2 separate regions of the Homo sapiens genome follow, and region 1 is linked to region 2. The links are chromatin loops, found by intact Hi-C in ENCODE. Cell type or tissue: psoas muscle. All regions are shown on one strand. Links, peaks and the distances in the headings refer to the core of each region. The heading gives the core; the rest is flanking DNA. Region 1 overlaps ADAMTS17 (ADAM metallopeptidase with thrombospondin type 1 motif 17). Region 2 overlaps ADAMTS17 (ADAM metallopeptidase with thrombospondin type 1 motif 17).

Region 1 (5,374 bases), core at 125-5,124, 51 kb before region 2:
AAACATTCAGGACTGCCTGTCAGAGCTAATATGGTGAAACCTGGGTCATTTCTAACCATCTAGAGCATTGCTGGGGAACTGCATGCCTGGCCTCTGTTCAAAGGTATTGCTCTTTTGAAAGCTGAGCACCCTGAGTACCTGAGGGTTGCCTTTTTACAAATGTTCCAAGTGCTTGAGTTTTCCCCATGGAGTATGACATTAATCTTAGGTCCCCGGGGTGATGGGGCATTTGCTGGGAGACAGGCAGGTTCTCCTTTTCCAAGGAAGGTGGCCTTCCAGCTCTGTGTGCCTGCATGTTTATGCTAAGGGGATTATTAAGGAAAGAATAGAATGAAACATTTATCAGTAAGCTAAGGGCATTGCACTGGGAAGGAAGAGGCTGAACCTGTTTTAACTTTTTCTTATGTGGGAATGAGTTTATCAGGTCCTTTTCCAAGAGAGGTTTTAATGCTGGAGGAATAAGGAGAACAAGTAGGTGTCGGGCACACGAGGGAGCAGGATGGAGATATCTGAAGCCACCAGTGGCCCTTTCTCCAGTTCTGTTTGGGACATTTTCCGAGAGGGACTTAGTGGCTTAAATGTCAAAGGAAAGAGTTTGCAAGTGGACTGTCTGGGACTGCTTGTCGGCCAAGGTCACAAACACCAGTTCTGATAGAAACAATGGTGTACACGCGGGGTCCTTCTTCCCAAGCCCAGCAGTGGCATCCCCTTTCTGCAGGGGCTCACTGTGCTCTTCAGGTGAGGCCAGGCATCCAGCCTGGTAGTGGCAGGTGCTTCCCAGGCTGCAGACTGCATGCTCTGCAGCCTCCTTGTTGGCCGGCCAGGCCTCTGCACTGTGTACACAGTGACCACGGTCACAGCACTGCCTCCCACAGCACGGCCTGTGCCAAGATTAGAGGGAAAGGGGATTCCGTGGGCATGTCAGGTAGGGAAGTGCTGGCTCAGACAGCCCCACAGGTCTGAATCCTCCATGGTCTCTTGCCAGCAGACGCACTGTTGGTGTGCCACTGTGTGCTGTGAACCACTTTGAGAATCCCAGCCTTGTGCTTCTTCCCAGGAGAATTGTAATCCTGGAGTCTACCTTTCCTGGAGCTTCTGCAGAAAGAGGTGCTCTCAGCAGCAAGGTCAAGGCACTGTGGGCTCACAAGGGCTTGGAGGACCCTATACCTTCACTAGAAAAGTAAACACAGCCAACCTCTTTCTTCCATTGGATAGAGCTAGTGTATAGTGGAAGGTAAGGAGACCATCCAATAAGCTGATGGCATCACTGCCAATCAAACTGCTGTCCCCACCAGTCTCCCAATCTGCTCTGAAGCCATGGCTGTGGTGTGGAAATGGAAGGAGGTGATCGTGGCACCACTGGCTTCTAGAGCACAATTGGGCCTTGCTGGGCCACAGAAACCAGATCTGAACTTGCCCCAAAAAGATAAGAGAATATAGAAAGAATGTGGAGTAGCTCCCAAAATTGAAGAGACACCGAAAAGTTGGTCTGGGAGAGAAGATCCCCGAATTGGCTGGAGCAGCTCCTGTATCCACTCCAAAGGTCACTCTGCTCAGAACCCAGGTTCCTGCAAAGTCTTATCAGTCTTTCTCAGCTCATGTGCTCTCCTGTTGGCCAACAAACGGGAGCATGGTAAAGAAAACCGAGGTGTTCTCACCTCTCACCAGAAGAAGGAAGATGACGTGAGACAGGCAGAAACTATTAAGTCCTATAGACAGGCTAAGGTCATGATCTAACCAAGACTGAGAAATGAAGACTGTCCAACCCATTCTGCTCTCAGCTAGAATGAGAGCAGGCAAGTCTGTTAGCAAGAGGGCTACTGTACTGGAAAATCCCTGTGTACTGGGAAAAGCCAGCCCAACTGGAATGTTACTCTTGGATGGGAACTTTCAACATCAGCAGCTGTGTGATTCTCAAAGCATGAGAGTTTTTTTTCCAAACCCTTCATGACTGGGTGTGGTACAACCTGTTACCAAATCCAGACTTATCCTGGTTATTTTAACCTCAAGATTGTACCAACAGAATCTTCAGTCCCCAGAGTGTAATTTGATCAGGTGTGATGGCTTGGGAAAAAAATAAAAATGGGTGCAGTGGACTCATCAGCTGCTGGTTCAACCCTGTTCACTGGGCCTTCTGCTTCCCGTTGAGAGCTTAGTTTGGACCCATAAATTCCAGAGAACCATTTTTTTTCTCTCAAAACAATACTTGAAAATGATTATTGTAAAAGTAGAGAATTTTAAAACTCAGAAATTGTATTCTTGCTAAGACGTAAAGTACAGAAGCAGCAGAAAGGCAAAGCTCTTTGGGAATGGGCCAGTTCACTGTTGCTCATCAGCAGTAAGGAGAGAAAGGAGGAAGTGGCTGCTGGCTGTCTCGTGGGTTAGGTAGCCCCACAGTCCCTCTGGAAAGTCGACGTATTCACCTCATTTTACAGATGAAGACTTCGAGACGCTTAGTCATTAAGTAGCTTTCCCAGCTCATTCTGGTAACAGAATGCAAAACAATGTTTTCCTCCTTTAAATCTTACATACTTTCTGCTTTCTCGTTCTCATTTTAAAAACAGTACAGCCTGCTTCTGCCATGGCATTAAAAAGAACCCTTTTGACCAAGGCAGCTCTAAATTGATATCCAAAAGCGGGGCAAGAGAGTCATCAGACAGTACTGTAGTGGCATTTAACTCCGAGTGCTATCAAGGGGAAGCTGGAGTGGTTCCTTTCCCTGGAAGTGAAACTCGCAGCCCAAAGGCCCAAAGCTCTGGGATTAAACACTAGAGCAATTTTTCAGAATGCTGTAGTTAGTTGGTTTTCTGGCTTGTTGTTAGTGTTATCTGCACCCATACTAGAAAAGAAATGAAAATTCAGGACATATCTAACATAAGGGGTTCAATATGAAGGTGGTTTCCCAGGAGACCTGGGGAGATTTGGGGTTGAGGCAGTGAGAGGTGCTGACGGGTGCCTTCCTGGACCTCTGAGACAAGCACACTTTCTACCCATGCCTAGCTGACCTTGAGCTTGGAGGGGCTGGGAGGGACTCTCAGTCAGACCCCAAGTAACCAGTGATGCAAGTTGGCAGGCAATGGAGGAGAGGTGCGTCTGTGTCCCAGGCCTGAGATTTTCTGGATAAGGAACTAAACCTTTGATACCCGTTCAGGAATCAAACCCACAGCTTCTGAAACCTCCATGCTGTCCTCTATGGGTAAGTAATGCATCTACCTGTACCAAGTGCCGCGTATAGACAGGACACCTCCGTCATTCCTGTATGGTCTGTGTGACTCTGTTTCTTTAGTCTTCCCTTTCTTTTTCTTGTTCCTCTTCCCCGTAAGGGCAAGGACCTTATCAGTGCTCAATTCACTCAGCAAATATTTGTCAGGAACTTATTTGTAGAACCAAGCTGCCACACGGTGAGTACTCTACAAATATGGAAATCACTGGGTGTGCAGCTTAGTCTCCAGTGCCCAGCAGCGCCTAGAGCTTAGTAGGTCTTAGTAAGTCATTTGAACAGATAAATGGATTGTTTGATACTGGTGGAGGGAATGTGCCTCAGTCATCCCAGAATTGCTCATCTCTATGGTTAGCGGCATTATGTCGAAAATGAGATTTCATTCCGGTGGCATGAGCATTTACCCATTAGGGGACAGATGTCTGGTCTGGACAGATGCTCCGTTGATGAAGGGGTGGAAATCAGAGGCTGGTTTAGGACCCTGGTGTATGTTGGATTGTCTTCTAGTTAAATCATTCACCCTCTCTAGGTAGAGCCTGTGGTCGACTTTACCCATGCTGTGTCCTACCCATAGCCCACCTTGACTTCTTCCTCTAGTCCTACTCATTCCACTCTCAGCAGCAGTTTCTGCAGACATATTTTAAATCTTTCCTTTACCTGCTCATGCTTTACAGCAGCCTTTATTGAAATGGATTTGTTTAAAGTTGGAAGCAATAGCAAGATCATCATCTACTTATCATGTAGAGGCAGGAAGACATGCAATTTGTTAGGTTCGGTAGCTAGCCAGAAAAAGAATGAAATGCTCCATCCATTTCACCCAGGGGCAGCTTCACATGGTGGGCATTGAGAGACTGACCTCAGGTCCCCACCTCACCCCTAGCTGCATGCAAACCCACGGGCAAGTTACATGATCTTGCCATCTGTAAACATGGGAAATGAGAACATCTGTCATAGAAGTCTTGAGGAGATGAAGTGAAGTAATGCCTATAAATTCCTTCACCCCGAGTCAGCACTCCGTGAACGCCAGCCAAAACTATCATCACTGCTCAACTACAAAACTATATCGATGATGAACATCAGCCAGCTGTTGGACCCCAACATTTTGTGGGTTATCCATTATTTCGTAAGACACTCCTCACACATACACATGTGAGCGTGCACACACACATTTTTAATACAGTTATAACTACATAATCTAAACCCATGCTGGTATTTTCCAGATAGTAAAAGATTGCGGGCAGGTCCCAGAGTATACTAACATTCCCCTTCTTGTCAGAACAAGATCATATAATTTATACGTATTTCAGAGTAAATTGCAACAGCAGAAAAGTCTTGAGTGGTTCATTTCTAACCTCTTGAATGCTTCTGAGCTCTCTACTTGTGAACTTTAGATAGTATCATCAGCAGGATGGGGGTAAGACTAGGGAAGGAAAAAGGATCATGGGAGGGTCTCAGCATCATTCAAACCCGAAGATTGGATTTCAGGCTCAGCGCGTGACTAGAGATTTCACAGATGTGCCATGCCCAGGTGGCTCATTACAGACCACTGGAGCCCTGGTAGGGGGAGCGTGAGGAGGTTGCATTTGTGGGTGGATGTGAAAGGCTGGTTCCTGCCAGCACTTCTGTCTGCTAACCTGTATTTGGGTTTAAATACCACTGAAGGAAGGAGCCTGATGAAATTGAAGTACATAATTTCCAAAAGGAATTCCTTACGACATTAAGGGCAGAAATTAGCACTGAGGAGGTAATGAACGTGCCCTGGCCCACACCGTGCACATGGCTCAGTCGTGTTTTCCTTCCACGACTCTTAATCCGCTTCCTGGGAAGAGGATGTTCCCTGGCCAGGGGGAGAGAGCTTTACCCTGAATCATGAGAACAGGGAGGGAAAAACATTTCAGCTGCACCTGCCCAGTGAGTTGTCAGGGAGGACAAAGGGTGATCTGGGGGCCAGCACCTCTCAGAGAGCTGATCCGAAGCAAGGCTCAGGCCTCGGGTGATTATTTTCCCAATATGTCTAGTGGCTCTACTGTGCTGAAATCCCCAGGAGACTGGGTAACTGACAGAGTGCTGGGCCCCACTCCCAGAGCTTCTGATTCAGTACATCCAGAGTGAGACCTGGAAACTTACATTTCTAGCTAGGGCTCTGATAGCACT
Region 2 (5,374 bases), core at 138-5,137:
CCTGCAGGCCATCGGGGGTCACCTCAGCCTCCTGGTTCCCTGGCTAGAAGGTCCCAGCCACAATATGCAGGTCAGCAGGCCGCGAATTCAGAGGAAGGAGGGACCCCTGAAGCTGAGACTGCCGGGAAGAAAGCAGGCGTCGCAGGGGGCGTGGGAGGGGGTGTCTGGGAAGCATTTCCTGTTTCCCAGCGACGGCACAGGGAGTGGGTGTTTTCACTGTTGTCTAACACTCTGCTGTTTCAGGTTTCAACCGCTTCCGAGGTTTTCCTCGCTCATGCCAAGTCTCGGGGAGAAACCTGCTCAAAATGCTTTTGAAGAGCTTTGACATTTCACCAGCCAAGCACCTTTTCAGTAGAAACTGCAGTTACTGTCAGGATTCCGTCAGTCTCTTTCTTTGCTATCCAAAACCAGCCTGAGGCAGGCTGGCCCCTCAGAGACTCACTCAGTGGGGACGGGGGTGGATTCATTGTGCTTTGAGAGTTCAGCCTTGCATGATTTCACCCCATCTTGGGCTTGTGCTCACCCCAGACCCAGTGCGGGGAGACAGTGGGGGGCAGCCCTGCCTGGGCCACTCTGCAGGAAGCAGAGCCCAGGCGTGTATAGTTGACATTCCTGGAGTGTTTTCCTCTTCCTGAGAGCTTTACAGCCTCCTCTCGCTAATTCTCAAAACATCCTGTTGGGATCTGGTGTTATTTACAGTTGTGATTTTACAGCTGGGAGAAGCTAGGGGAAGGGAATCCCGCTGTGGGGAAGGATGTCATCAGGGTAGGGGTGATGGAGACCTGGTTCCTCCCCTGTTGGGGGTGGTACGGGCAGGTGGGGGGCAGGGGCAGGCTAGCTGTGTGGCTTGGGAAGACTTACATGGACGCTCTGAAACCTCACATTCTGCCTCTCTGAAAGGTGGCGCCGCATCCCCAGCAGACACCACTTATTGAGCACCTACTGTGTTCTGAGCTCTGGCCACGGCAGCTGTCAGTGTGAGGATTAACAAGCTCGTACGTAAGCCCGGTCCCCCGTACACAGCAGACAGGCAGGTGGTGGGCCCTGCTGCGACGGTGACTGCCGTTACTGTTATTATTAAAGAAGCTAGTAACGCTTGCACAATGTCTCAGTATCACGCTGGTCTGGGGAACCTAACACCTTTTCTCTTTTTGCCGGAAACTCTACCTAAAGGAAAATCTCTTTTACACAGTAACTTCATGAAATAATTTGCACACAAAAAAAGCACATGAGTAAATCCAAATTGAACCTCTTTTTGCCCTTTGTGCATCAACAATTTTGTTCCTGTTTTTTCCAGTGACACCCCCTCCCTGCCTGGGAAGGGTGGTGGACAGATGCAGAGGCTGCCTCTCCACCGGGCAGCCAGCTCCGACGCACAGCTGTGGGCACCTGCTGGGGAGGGGGCTCCACTCACTTCAGGTTTCCCGGCAAGGAGCTTTTCAGCTAAATTTATTGCTGCCCCCATTTCTCTCAGTTACCTGCATCTTGGGAAGCCACATGAAATTGGATGTGATGAGCCCCTTGACAAAAGGACCAAACAAGACCAGATATGTTTTTTATAGATCTGTTTGCTTGGATGATTAAAGCCTGAAAAATGGCTTCACAGCAATGCTTGGGGCAAATTCGATGCTATCAGGAGACACTACAGTCTCCTCACTGTTCAATTAACGTTGAAGCCTTAGGGGAGGCCGACAGAGAAGGAATTCACCCCGTGCGCCCACCATGGCCCAGCTCAGGTTACGAGGGTGTCGTTCAACAGCAGCCCCTTCAGACCTGTCTGGAATCATGTTTGTCTTCAGGGCCAAAACAGCCTCTAATTGTGCTCCCTGAGGTCTGGCTGCCTGATCAACTCAGGGAGCCAGGCAGACAGGGCTGTGTGCACCTGCCTGTGGAGGGCCTGGTGACCGAAGGGCAGCCCAAGGAGTGCTAAGGGAGTGGGCCAGGTGACGCAGTGTGCCTTGCTGGGCTGCAGGAGCTCCCTGCCCAGCTCGCTGTGGCGCTTGGCCGTGCATTCACTGTTGAGAATAATAACAGCAGGATTTGTGGAGCTCCACTCTATCTGAGACCCCCGGCTAGGCTCCTATTCCACACTGCCTCTACTGCAGGAAACAATTCTACAAACAAGAGTTTGTTATCCTCATGCTGCAAATAAACTGAGGCTCAGAGAGGTTAAGTCATTTGCCTGAGGTCACACAGCTAGTAAGTGGGGACGTAGCATGCCAACAGGCACCCCTTCCCCCTGCCGCCTGACACCCCGCACTGCATGGCCTCTCCATCAAAACTCTGCTTTAGGAGAGTATATTACCTGTGGATTTTAGGCCAGGGCAGGCCTGGCAGCACCTCAGCTCAAATGAAAATGCAGCTGGTTAGGATGGTGGGCCACCAGCAGGTTACACCAGACTCATTGGCAGAATTCTCCAGTTTTATTTTTAATTATATAAGTAGCTCTTACTATAGAACACACTAAAAGGAAAATTAGTCCCAGAAACCATATGATGACATGGTAAATTTTTATAACGGTTTGTCTTCCAAACTGTTACATAGGTATACACACATCTATATTAAACAAAAACGGGGTGGTTTCTGTACATGCCACTTTGTAACTTGTCTTCTCACCTAACACATGGAAGCATCCTCTAGGGGGCTGGCCCAGACACAGCTCCAGGCAGTTAAGCAAACACCCCAAAATTCTCAAAAATTCTCCCAGGTGAGTCAGAGCCACTCATAGCCCACAGCTGTGTGAACAGTGCCCACTAGGACTCCAGCTAGAATTAAGCAAACCCTAATTCTGATGAGAGTAAAATGCCTACAAGGGGCAGAGCCCTTGGGACCACCTGCCCTCAGAACTGCCTCACACCTGGCCCTGCCTCATGGGGGCACTAGTGAACAGTGAGAACAGACACCTGTCCCTGTTGAAGGACTTTGGAGACACCCTTCCATGATCTCATGGAGCAGTTCTATTTATAGACTGGAAAATTAAAAGCCAGTGACCCATGCTAGGAAAGATAATGAGTAAATGGTGGAGATGGGCAGTGACCTGGTTCTTTGATTCCCGCTTCCGATTAAAGCTCCATTCAGTACAACCTCTTATTCACATAGGAGGGTGGAATTCATTCCATGAGATGGGGTCCCTGGACCACTCGCCACTCCTACCTCTGCAACTTTGAGCAAGACGTGGACCCGTGCCAACCTCAGTGGCCGGCATCAGCCCTGAGGATTGTTGTGGAACGTTCCGTGCTGCCGTGGAGGCCTACGAGGGGTCCACTGGGAAGAGCAGGCATACCATCTGCATATGCTGGAGACGTGCCACATGTCAGCCTTTTCCCCTCGGCCCCAGAGCAGGCTGCACAAGACTAAGACCTTTCAGAGGGGACACGTCTGCAAGGTCACCTCAAATGCCTGAGTTTTACGATGGTCATTGATCATTTCCAGGCAGAAACCTTGCCAATGCTGCACTTGGTTTTAATAGACGCACAGGGTGAAGCCCTTGCCCTTGTGTGATTTTCACATACATATCAGCAACACTCGCAGAAGAAACGGAAGCCCTTCCTGGCACTCCTGCAGGGCTGAGCCCCTTAACAGCAGTGATTCAGTGGGACTGACTCCCCAGCTGGCAGGGCACGGACACCTCTTCAGGAGATGCAGGGGAGTGAGGCGGGTTCCTCCATCCATCTGTGCAGTTTCCTCCCCAGAAATCCAACAGCCCCCTGCCCCATGCTCCTCTCTCCAGAAAGGAATAGGAGGCTGCCTGCCTTTCCCTCCTGGGTACATGTTTTGCAGTAGAGGCGGCACTGTGGCCAATGGCCCGAGAAAAGATCTGAAGAGAAAAGGGATGTTGGTGTTGCCTGCAGGTCGGCAGGCAGCAGGTGTATCTCTCTGTTTTTAGTTTTTACTTTTTTGAAACAGAGTCTTGCTCTATCACCCAAGCTGGAGTGCAGTGGTGCAATCTCAGCTAACTGCAACCTCTGCCTCCTGGGTTGAAGTGATTCTCCTGTCTCAGCCTCCCAAGTAGCTGGGATTACAGGTGCTCACCACCATGCCCAGCTAATTTTTATATTTTTAGTAGAGACAGCGTTTTGCCATGTGGGCCAGGCTGGTCTCGAACTTCTGGCCTCAGGTGACCTGCCCACTGCAGCCTCCCAAAATGCTGGGGTTACAGGTGTGAGCCACCGCACCCAGCCCTCTGTTCTTAAGTGGGCCTCATACGTGCCAAATAGTCACAGAAATTAACCCTGATTATATGGTAATCCCGTTTTCCCAGGAAGCAGGGTTTCTTTTGAATTACATAACACATTTAGATATAAAAGTCTCTAGTGATGTAAGTGGACTCATCAAATGCCTGCCATTAAGTAACTTATTGATGTAGTTATACATTCATATTTAAAGTTATGCATTATAAACATTCAAATTTAGAAATGTTGCTATTTTCCTTGGTATGTTATAAAATGGAGCCTTATGAAATGGATGCTTTGAGGTCAAAACAGTTGAATAGAAGCAGTTTTGTGTGGTGCAACCTGGTGATTGTAGTGTTGGTCTCATCGTCACCAGCTCCACTTTGAGTCGCCTGTCGGTTTGCCAGAGGGCACGTGGTTGTATCTGACTTCACTCAAATGCTGCCCTTTTTTCAGTCTGTCCCGCTCCCAGTGGACCACTCGCGTGGTTTTGCAGGGGATTGGCGTGACTTCGCTCTGCGTTTAGCGTTCGGCTCCGTGGCTTTGTTCCGCATTGGGAACGTTGGCTTTTCCCTTCATCTACCACATTTGTGTGGACTCTCAGTTTCTGGGTACAACTACTTACCAGATTGCTTTTGTAAGTGATTTTTTTTTTTTTTGAGATGGAGTCTTGCTCTGTTGCCCAGGCTGGAGTGCAGTGGCACGATCGCAGCTCACCACAACCTCCACCTCCTGGGTTCAAGCCATTTTCCTGCCTCAGCCTCCCGAGTAGCTAGGATTACAGGTGCACGCCACCACGCCTGGCTAATTTTTGTATTTTTAGTAGAGACAAGGTTTCACTATGTTGGCCAGGCTGGTCTCAAACTCCTCACCTCGTGATCCGCCTGCCTCAGCCTCCCAATGTGCTGGGATTACAGGCGTGAGCCACCGCACCTGGCCTCTAAAAAGAATTTTGACTGAAAGCCTTTGCTCCCTTACCTTTAGGCACACCTGTCATCTGGCTATAGACTGCAGTCAGGGCTGCGCCTGGATGTTGTTCTTGCTTAATTATACATATTTGTGTGTGCAGAGACACAACTACTCCTTAACAGGAAGAAAAGAGAGCTCTTTGCATTCTCCACAGGGACCTGAGAGGAGGTTCAGGTTAAGTCGGAGGCCCTCGGTTCTGAATGCCCACTGCAAGCACTTGGAGAGCTTTATAA

Evidence for each region. Peaks named below come from ENCODE experiments on the same cell type or tissue, not always from the same donor. Only the 100,000 strongest peaks of a DNase experiment are listed, where the experiment ranks them.
Region 1: a loop joins it to region 2, with 4 times the contacts of the local background. A loop is called at or near these places in 4 of 110 quality-filtered maps.

What each region holds. Positions count from the first base shown.
Region 1 is chr15:100,029,871-100,035,244 of GRCh38, reverse strand. The region is part of intron 18 of ADAMTS17 (ADAM metallopeptidase with thrombospondin type 1 motif 17); the gene reads left to right. Among named protein-coding and RNA genes, the nearest start is that of LYSMD4, 300 kb to the right of the region's middle. In psoas muscle, for the core only: no CTCF peak of the experiment used is centred there; no DNase peak of the experiment used is centred there; H3K27ac peaks cover 1,361 bases.
Region 2 is chr15:99,978,846-99,984,219 of GRCh38, reverse strand. All of the region lies in intron 20 of ADAMTS17 (ADAM metallopeptidase with thrombospondin type 1 motif 17), which reads left to right. It overlaps LOC105371022 (a long non-coding RNA gene), which reads right to left. Exons shown (of 2, transcript XR_001751713.2): 2 at 3,446-5,374. Among named protein-coding and RNA genes, the nearest start is that of LYSMD4, 250 kb to the right of the region's middle. RefSeq lists enhancers at 1-570, 1,549-2,527. In psoas muscle, for the core only: a CTCF peak has its summit at 2,865 (motif pointing right); no DNase peak of the experiment used is centred there.